Regions from separate parts of the Mus musculus genome. Here region 2 is linked to region 1. The links are chromatin loops, found by intact Hi-C in ENCODE. Cell type or tissue: gastrocnemius. All regions are shown on one strand. Links, peaks and the distances in the headings refer to the core of each region. The heading gives the core; the rest is flanking DNA. Region 1 overlaps Rffl (ring finger and FYVE like domain containing protein). Region 2 overlaps Unc45b (unc-45 myosin chaperone B).

Evidence for each region. Peaks named below come from ENCODE experiments on the same cell type or tissue, not always from the same donor. Only the 100,000 strongest peaks of a DNase experiment are listed, where the experiment ranks them.
Region 2: a loop joins it to region 1, with 16 times the contacts of the local background. A loop is called at or near these places in 1 of 42 quality-filtered maps.

What each region holds. Positions count from the first base shown.
Region 1 is chr11:82,839,615-82,844,005 of GRCm38, reverse strand. All of the region lies in intron 1 of Rffl (ring finger and FYVE like domain containing protein), which reads left to right. Among named protein-coding and RNA genes, the nearest start is that of Rffl, 29 kb to the left of the region's middle. In gastrocnemius, for the core only: no CTCF peak of the experiment used is centred there; no DNase peak of the experiment used is centred there; H3K27ac peaks cover 653 bases.
Region 2 is chr11:82,911,369-82,915,759 of GRCm38, reverse strand. It overlaps Unc45b (unc-45 myosin chaperone B), which reads right to left. Exons shown (of 20, transcript NM_178680.4): 2 at 3,913-4,080; 3 at 3,329-3,365; 4 at 2,381-2,556; 5 at 621-710. The coding sequence starts at 4,080. Among named protein-coding and RNA genes, the nearest start is that of Unc45b, 2.3 kb to the right of the region's middle. In gastrocnemius, for the core only: a CTCF peak has its summit at 602 (motif pointing left); a DNase peak (open chromatin) is centred at 589; H3K4me3 peaks cover 3,784 bases; H3K27ac peaks cover 1,234 bases.

The DNA of each region.
Region 1 (4,391 bases), core at 284-4,283:
CCCTTTATTTTTATGTGTATGGGTGTTTTGCTTGCATGTATGTATGTACACTATACACATACATGCCTGGTGCCTGCCAAGCCCTGAAGAGGGCATCAGATCCCCTCGGACTGCAGTTATAGTGAGTCACTATGTGGGTGCTGGGAATTGAACCAGGGTCCTCTAGAAGTACTTTTAACTGCTAAGCTGTCTCTCCAACCTCAGGAAACAGTTTTTACTGTTTTCTTTAAGCATTTTGTTTTCTTTAAGCACCCTACTGGCTTAGAGTTTTGTTTTGTGAATACTTACAGGCAGGGCCTGCCTTCTTCAAACATAGAGAATACTCTTTCCTAAGATGTCACATACCAAAGACAGACTGGTGCGAGTCCTGCTCAGAACTCTCATGGTTAGCTTCGGCAGACCCCCATCTTCTCCACTTGTTGCCCAAGACTTCTTAAACCATTGCTGCTTACCAGGATTTGTAAAGCACTTCAGACTTGACTCTGTCTTGTGGTTCCTCAGAACCAGCCTGCCTCCATCTCCCTTAGCTACCGTCACTGGTCATTGTCCATTCCCTGGCCATGACATAACCCTTTAGGGCAGTGGTTCTCAATCTGTGGGTTGTTACCCCTTTGGGGATGTCCAGAAAACCCTTTGGAAAACACAGATATTTACATTACATTCACAACAGTAGCAGAATTACAGTTAGGAGGTAGCCATGAAAATAACTTTATGGCTGGGGGGTCCTGAGAAACTGTATTAAAGGGAGGGAGGCAGCATTAGGAAGTTGAGGAGCACTGCTTTAAGGATTAATCCTTTCCCTAACAGCCCCTTCCGTGACTGACAGAATCTCATCCCCCAAAGATTTGTACATCTATGAAGTCTTTGACCTCCCAAGTTTCATAATTCTTCCTTATTTGGGTTTCTACAACTGTCTCCCTCCCCTCAATGTCCTTCCCCTCTCTTCTCTTCTCCCTCCTCTCCCCCCTTCTCTCTTCCTCCCTTCCCCCTTTCTTGTTCTCTCTCTCACTCTTGCACTTTCGATCTTATTCTCTAGTTATCTCATTCCTTGACTGACTTCAGGTCTTCAGTCTGGAGCCTGTTCTATCAGGCAGAGTGGCTGAAATGGGTCCCTAGGGATCACCCCACATTCTAAATGTCTTTATTGTCTAAATGTCTTTTAAGTGTTATAAGATCCATATGCTCTCATCAGATGGATGCTTTGGGTTCCTGTTGGATGAACGCAGACTCATGGCTGCTTGTTGTATGTTTCTCTTGCCATCTAGATGGTCACTCTGAGTTCATTTGACAATTGAAGGGCTTGCTGAAGTCTCGGCCCAGCATGCTGTCCTGTGTTCTTATTTTGTGTATATGTTTGACTGCCTGCATGTGCGTATGTGCATTGCATGTGTGCCTGGTGTCTTCAGAGGCCAGAAGAGAGCATCAGATCATGGCTTTGGAGTTAATGGCAGTTGTGAGCGGCCTGATGGGGTGCAGGAAACCAAGCCCAGGTCTTTTACAGGAGCAGCAGAGCCAGCTTAACCCCATTGCTTTTTTTTGTTTGTTTGTTTTGTTTTGTTTTAGTTTTTCAAGACAGGGTTTTTCTGTATAGCCTTGGCTGTCCTGGAACTCACTTTGTAGTCCAGGCTGGCCTCGAACTCAGAAATCCACCTGCCTCTGCCTCCCAAGTGCTGGGATTAAAGGCATGCACCACCACTGCCTGGCAACATTTTTATAGTGCTTTACAAAATGCTTTCTGTATTTTATCTGATGCCTACTATAACCCTGTGTTGGGTTGGCTTTATTCCCCCGAACCCTTTTTTTTTAATTTAAACTAGTGGTTATATAAACTAGTTCTCATATAGAAACATTTATTCATGTACAATTCAGACGCGGGGGAAGTGTTCTTTTAATGCATTAAGCAACTAGCTGGTGTCTTTGTAATTAAATAAGCACTGTCCTGTTCTACATAATGGGTGCCTTTGCTCAGAAGGGAAGAGCTAAGGGTCACTGTTTTACAAGGCCACTTTACAATCAAGGTAGGAGGAGGAACTCAAGGGATCCTGCCTCCTGACCTGTGGCAAGACCCCATTACTCTTAGCTCCAACTTCTTGGGCTCTGCAAGTGTATTCTTGTCTCCCCTCCCCTGCCACGCCCTGAGCGCCGCGCCGAGGATTGGGTGCCTCATTTCTAGGCCAGAGCCCCTTTCCACTGAGTTACTGTCCTTCAGGCTTTCCAAGTGTTGCAGCTTCCGGTCGTGCTGTGAGACCAGAGAGGAGGCATGAGGTGGAACGAACTGTGTGAGGAGCAGAGAAGGTCGCATAGACGTTTGTGGACCATAACTTTTGGGGCTACTTATACACTTGAACTGTGAAATTAGATTATAGAAAAACTGATTGAGGCTTGGAAATAACATCTGTTAGATACAAATGACATGCAATTTTGGTCCCATTATACTTGAGAAATGAATGAGTTGAAAAATAGCCAGGTGGTCATTTTGAGCCCATGCCTTTGATCCCAGCAGTTGGGAAGGAGAGGCAGGTGGATCTCTGAGTTCAAGGCCAGCCTGGTCTACAGGGCAAATTTTAGGATTATCCAGGACAAGAGCTTCAGAGATTGAACAGTAAAAATGCCCTTAAGTTAAGGGGAGGGAGTTATTTAGATGAATATGAGGATCATCAAAATTAGGAAACACTTGAATGACCGCTATTGAAAGTTTTGAGGGGGGGGGTATAGGGAACTTTCGGGATAGCATTTGAAATGTAAATAATTTTTAAAAGTTTTGAATTTTGTGTTGTCCCACTTAAATGGATTAATGTAGAATAAATTACCCCAAAGCTTTTGGTAGTGTGTATTCTTGCAAGCTCTGCATGTGTATTCTTGTCTCCCCTCCCCCGCCCTGCCCAGCCCAGCGCTGTTGCCTATGCCCTGAGGGCTCATGGTGCTTCTAGAGATGCTGGTACGGACCACTGCTCCATGTGATGCTAGCACGGATCACTTGGCTTTATTCACATGCTTGGGTCTTGTTGCTAGTTGTTGGTTGAGACTTCTTGGTTGTCCTCCATGAAGTCTATCTGTCTCCTCATTGAGCAAGATCAAGCGCCTAGGCCATAAAGGAAGCTGCAAGGTCCGAATCTTCCAACTGATCACTTTTGTCTGCGTTGGTTTGGCTAAATATAGCCCAGAGCCAACAGGCTAGTGTGTGAGCCTGACTTCCTGGAGGATAGTGTTGAAGTCATCATGCAAAAGGACATGTACTAAGTATGGTTAGGATCACTGCTGCTAATTTGGAGACAGTATACCATACTGACCTTAGTGCTTTCTCAGGAGAGAAGGATCCGTGTGTAGTCATTGAGTGGATAGACAGGCGTATGCACGTCCAACTCACCTAGGGGAATTTACAAGCTTGGACTCCTAGGTACCAGACGTGTGACTCAGCATCTCCTGGGGGTGTGTGTGTTGGTTTGTAAGAGACACTGTGTCCTCTCAGGTAACAACCAGCAACATGAGTATGGGACAGGTTTAATATAAGGCAGCCCATTCAGTGCCTTAGGATGGGCCACCCCTGCTCTGCTTCCTGCACCTGGCTGACCCGCCCACTCTCATCCTAGCTTCTGTCATAAGCTTACATCTCATTCAATCAGCTCATCACCAGAGCTTGTTTCTTGAGGCTTAACTCAATTCTTTCTTTCTCCTAGTGTCAAGCGCCTCACAGTGTTTCAGTCTCTAAATATTTGTGAGATGATTTGACTGTCTTCTTCCTTTTCATGTATTTAACACAGTGAGTTTCCCTTGTAAGAGGCTCTGGGTTTTTGTTGAATGAGTAACCGGTTGATTAAATGCATTCATGAATGAAGTGATCCTCGAATTCCGTTTCAGAGGTGATTAGGATTTTGGACAGGTGGAGCAAATGAATGAGAAACTCATTGTTGAGAAGTCTACAGTGTAGATCATATTATTGCTTTCAGGAGGTGGAGGAACTGGTTTGGAAACGTTGGAAGGTTTGGTTTCTAATGTACTTATTACGCCACGTTTGAGTAGTGGATATCTAGCAGCCTTTCAGAAGTGTAGTCCTGAAACAAGGGTGAGACAGATGCCAGAAAGAAAACCATGGGGTGCGTTCTTTCAGCCAATGCAGTGAGCCCCTGCTATGTGCCAGACAACTATGTTAGAGGGAGGTGAACTCAAGACCCATACCAGCCTCCTCCTGAACTGTGTTGGGAAGAATACTCCAGCCAGGAAATGTGTTGCCTGGGGAAATGAATACCGTTTTTTTTTTTTGTTTTGTTTTTTTTTTTTTTTTTTTTTTGAGAGATTGAAAACTGAGTGATAGAAGGTCAGAGTGAGGTGAATGAGGGGGGAGGTATGAAGCAGGTGGGAAGGCAGGGGACCCACAATCCCTAAGGGCCTCA
Region 2 (4,391 bases), core at 299-4,298, 72 kb before region 1:
GAATGCCTGATCCTCTGACCTCCACATTCTACATGTTGTAGTTAAAAGCATATGCCTGACTCTGACTTAATGCCTTTTGCTCTCTGGGAGGTTTGAAGTCTCTCTAAAAGACTCTCTTCTCCTTTTAGGGAATTGTAGAAAATTAAAATGCCAAAGAACAGAAGGGAGTCTAGAGTAGGGCTCTCCGATGGGATTCTGCAAGGTGAGTGTGTTCTGTGGCTGTGCTGCCCGACTTGCTTTTACCTGTGGCTACAACACACTTAAAGTTTGTTCAGTAGAACCAGGGAACACATTTCCTATTTCACATTTTGCTTTGGTTTATCTTGGTCTTACTGTGTAGTCTAGGCTGGCCTTGAATTCATGATCAACCCGACTTAGGCCACAGGCTCCACTCTGCCTGGATGTTTTCACTCCATGTGTGTAGTGTATGTACAAAATAGGTAACTGGGACCATATGTGGTTGTTGTAGTGCCGTTTTCTAATGAGATTAACCCGGAGTGGAGCCAAGGTTTCTCCATAGCCGTGGTTATGGCCCTTTTACCATCCCAGGCCAAGGAATCCTTTCATGGGAGCCGCGTGGAGAGAGCGCCCTCTGCTGGCAGGAATGACGCATCACTCACCTTCTCTCGCTTATCAGCCTCGCTGTTTTCGTTCAGAAGAATTTCAAACATCGTCTGTACCCTGGAGTCTGTAGAAAACTGCACACGGAGCTGAAGAGAGAGAGCCCTAAGTGAAGCAGGCAGCTGGTGCACACCTATTCTTCATATATTCAATTCAGAAAAAAGATCTAATCTAAACCCTAGCGCATCCGTTCATTTTTGAACAAATGGGGGGAGGGTGTGCGTGTGAGATAGCTCAGCTGGCAAAGGCTTTTGCAGAGCAAGCCCTGAGACCTAAGCTGATTGCAAAACTCTCAGGGTTGGGAAGTGAAAACCAGCCTCCACATCCTCTGCCTCCATACCCCTTCATAATAACGATTAGTGATGATGATGATGATGATGATGATGCTAATAATAATTTTAACATTAACTGAATGACCACTTTATGCCAGGCACTGTTCTAGATGCCACAGATAGAAAGGTGTACCAAGGAGCAGAGATAATGTCCCATGCCTTTAATCCCAGCACTCAGGAGGCAGAAGCAGGCAGATCCCTATGAGTTCAAGGCCAGCCTAGTCTACACAGCGAGCTCTAGGACAGCCAGAGCTACATAGAGAGACTCTGATCCCAAACAAGAATCTCATAAACAATCAACTATTAGACATTGAATTGGAGATTAAGTTAGAAATCTATCTCCAGGCTAATAAACTAGAAGTAAGGGCTGGAGGGATGGCTCAGTGGTTAAGAGCACTGACTGCTCTTCCAGAGGTCATGAGTTCAAGTTCCAGTAACCACATGGTGGCTCACAACCATCTGTGATGAGATCCGATGCCTTTTTCTGGGGTGTCTGAAGATAACTACAGTGTACATGTATATATAATAAATAATTAAATAAACGAACACACCAGAAGTAGATTTCAGACATTTCACCAGATGAGTGGAAACCATTCTGTTTGGGGATCTAGACCCTCACACCCTGGGCCACTCTGAATCTTTCATAAGGTGGTCTAAGTGACCATCCTCCTGCTCCCTCCATGCCTCCTACAGCTGAGAGCTTTTGCTCCTCCCTCCTGCTGGTCTGGGCTCATCTGTTTGGGTGGGCAGGCCCCTCCTTCACCCACCCCTTTTCTCATCTCTCCCTCCTTTTCATTACACACACACACACACACACACACACACACACACTGAGTCTGAGTAACATGGTCCAGCCACACAGGATGCCTTGGAGCAGAGGGCTGAGTGAGCTACTGCTCTCCTGCTCTTTTGTACAGGAGAAAGCCGACATGTCTAAGGGGTCAACCAGAGAGAAGTCAATAGTTGAGCCAGGGGAGGATTCAGGGCTCCTTCTCGCTGGCTTGGACTCTTCATGCCTTTATCCATCTACCCGGAAACGATATCATGTTCCCACAGACTCTGACCCTCTAGTCCCCATTGGTCTTCCTGATTCCCCAGGATTCCTGGCTACTTTAATCCCCCTAGAGTTCTAATAACGGAGACTCACTAGGTGATCATAATTCATGTTCAAAGCTTCCATCTGAAATGTAGAAGAACTGTAGCCATGAGTAGATTGTGCTCTCACTCAGCACCACGGCGCTCTCCATCACTCACAGGCAGCCGTACTCGCCTAGCTGTTTCATGGAGCCTGCCCATGCTCTGCGCTATCTCTATTGAAACTGAAGAGAACGGGGCTCATTCTGTCCTCCCATCTCAACCTCCCTAGCCCATCTCCCCCTAAGAACGGGATGGAAGCTGCCAACATTCTCTGGAAGGGCCCAGCTTACCTGCTCTTGGATGCTGGTGTTGAGCCTCCGCAGTGTCTCCTGGAAGTTCTGGTTCCTTGGCTCCAGGGTAGCACAGCGCTGCACATCCTTGAATGCCTGGTCCAACTTGCCAAGATGCTCCAGTGCCTGGCATCGCCGATACAATGCTTTGATGTCAGCAGAGTTGATGTCAATGGCTACAGAGGGGGACAGGCAGATCCTCAGGGAGGCTGGGCTACAAGACTGATCTCCCTATACTACTGCCCAGGAAGGATAAGGATGTCTTCCTTATTTGAACTAGCTGGCACATACCTTTTTTTTTTTTTTTTTTTTTTTTTTTTGATTGGGAGAAAGACCCATAGAGTCTCAAGGTTGGCAAAAAGACAAGACTAAAAGTCCTCTCCCCCTGCATCCCCCCCAGCAGTACTCCCCAACTTCTATCTGATTCCCAGTGCTTCCCCAACCATTTTTATCAGGGTTCCATCTTACTGAGGATTGTATATTCCCAGAAATAGGGTGCTCCCCTCTTCCTGAGACAGCCAGGCAACTCCATCAATAAATCTGTCACAGCTGGATGGCTATGGAAACTTTTAATCCCAGCACTCGGGAGGCAGAGGCTGAACCTCTGTGAGTTCAAGACTAGCCTGGTCTACAGAGCTAGTTCCAAGACACCCAAAAACAAACAAACAAATAAACACCCTTTCCCTATTCCTGCCCAAACTCCTCCCTGTCGTTTTTTGTCTCCTTATCCTAGGTCTGGCTCTGAAGCCCCTAAAGTGAAATTAAACCTTCCTTATTCCACCTGAGAGCCACCTTCCCTGAGCTACATACTGCCAGATACCTCATTTCTTTCTCTAGTGGTTTCTTAGCCTTCAGAACCTACAGACTATCATAGCACGTAATAACAATGAAAGCCAGATCCAAGCTACTGCTCAGCCATGCTGAGTGAGGGTAAAGTGTAGAGCTCACCTCTGGAAGCATCCGAGGCTGCCTGGGCGTAGCTCTCCTGAGAAACAGGAACGAGAGATTGGAGATTAGGGAGGGCCCAGTGGAATCAGCATTCCCTAAGTGAGGGGAGGAGCTAACCTGGGAGGCGGGGGTGGGGGGGGGGAGGGTGGGGGGGGGGGTGCTGCAGGTTATCAGGGGCTTGGGATGCACCCTGTGCCTGGTACAGAAAAGCACAGGCTGTAGTGCCAGGCAACCCTAGCTTTAAATGCCAGCTCCTCTGCGACCCGGGAAAGTTTGGTCAAGCTACTCCCGCTTTCTGAACCTTGGGTTTCTTGACTGAGATATGAGAATGAGAGCATAGGCTGTCGCAGGGCTCTCTTCAGAGGAGTGGCCCAACATATGAAAAGCACCTGTGTTGGGCCAACTGTGACTGGTGAATTCCTGCTTCTCTAGAGCAGTGGCCGGGGTAACAGGAGGCACATTTGCCAACTCAAGGGGTCTAGAGGGCATAGTGAGGATGATGATGGCTCACTTCCGTCAGGCCATCACAGCCTTGCCTCCAGCCTTAACCTCCCTCATCCCACCCACGCTGTCCTGTCCCAGACCATTTTCAGGCCGCAGGCTGCCCGATTCCGGTAGAGTGTAGCTAGCAGAGCCTTGTCCTTGGTCAGCTTCAGGGCCTGGCTGTAGCTCTTGGTGGCCGCCTTGTAATCCTGGAGCTGAAAATGCCGGTTCCCCTCCTCCTTCAGCTGTGCCGCTTCAGCCTCTGCCATCTGCGGGGACACCAACAGCCCTGTGTGGTCAGCCTTTTGCTGGACACCCAGGACAAGGCTTTTAGCCTGATAGCTAGGGCCCCAGGTTTCCCTCTTCGCAGTGTAGGATAGTAATTCTGCTGGCAAGGTATCCACTCCAGCCCCCCTAAATCCACTGACCACTCCTTCCAAAGGACATTGGTGTTTGTTTGGGGCTTGACTCCCACTGAAAGGGTTGTCAGAGTCCCTAAGCTTCCCTATCTGTCTCTTTCAACCAAAGCAGGCCTGAAGGCCTGAAAGTCCTCCCATCTTCTCCTTACCCAGGCTCCCAG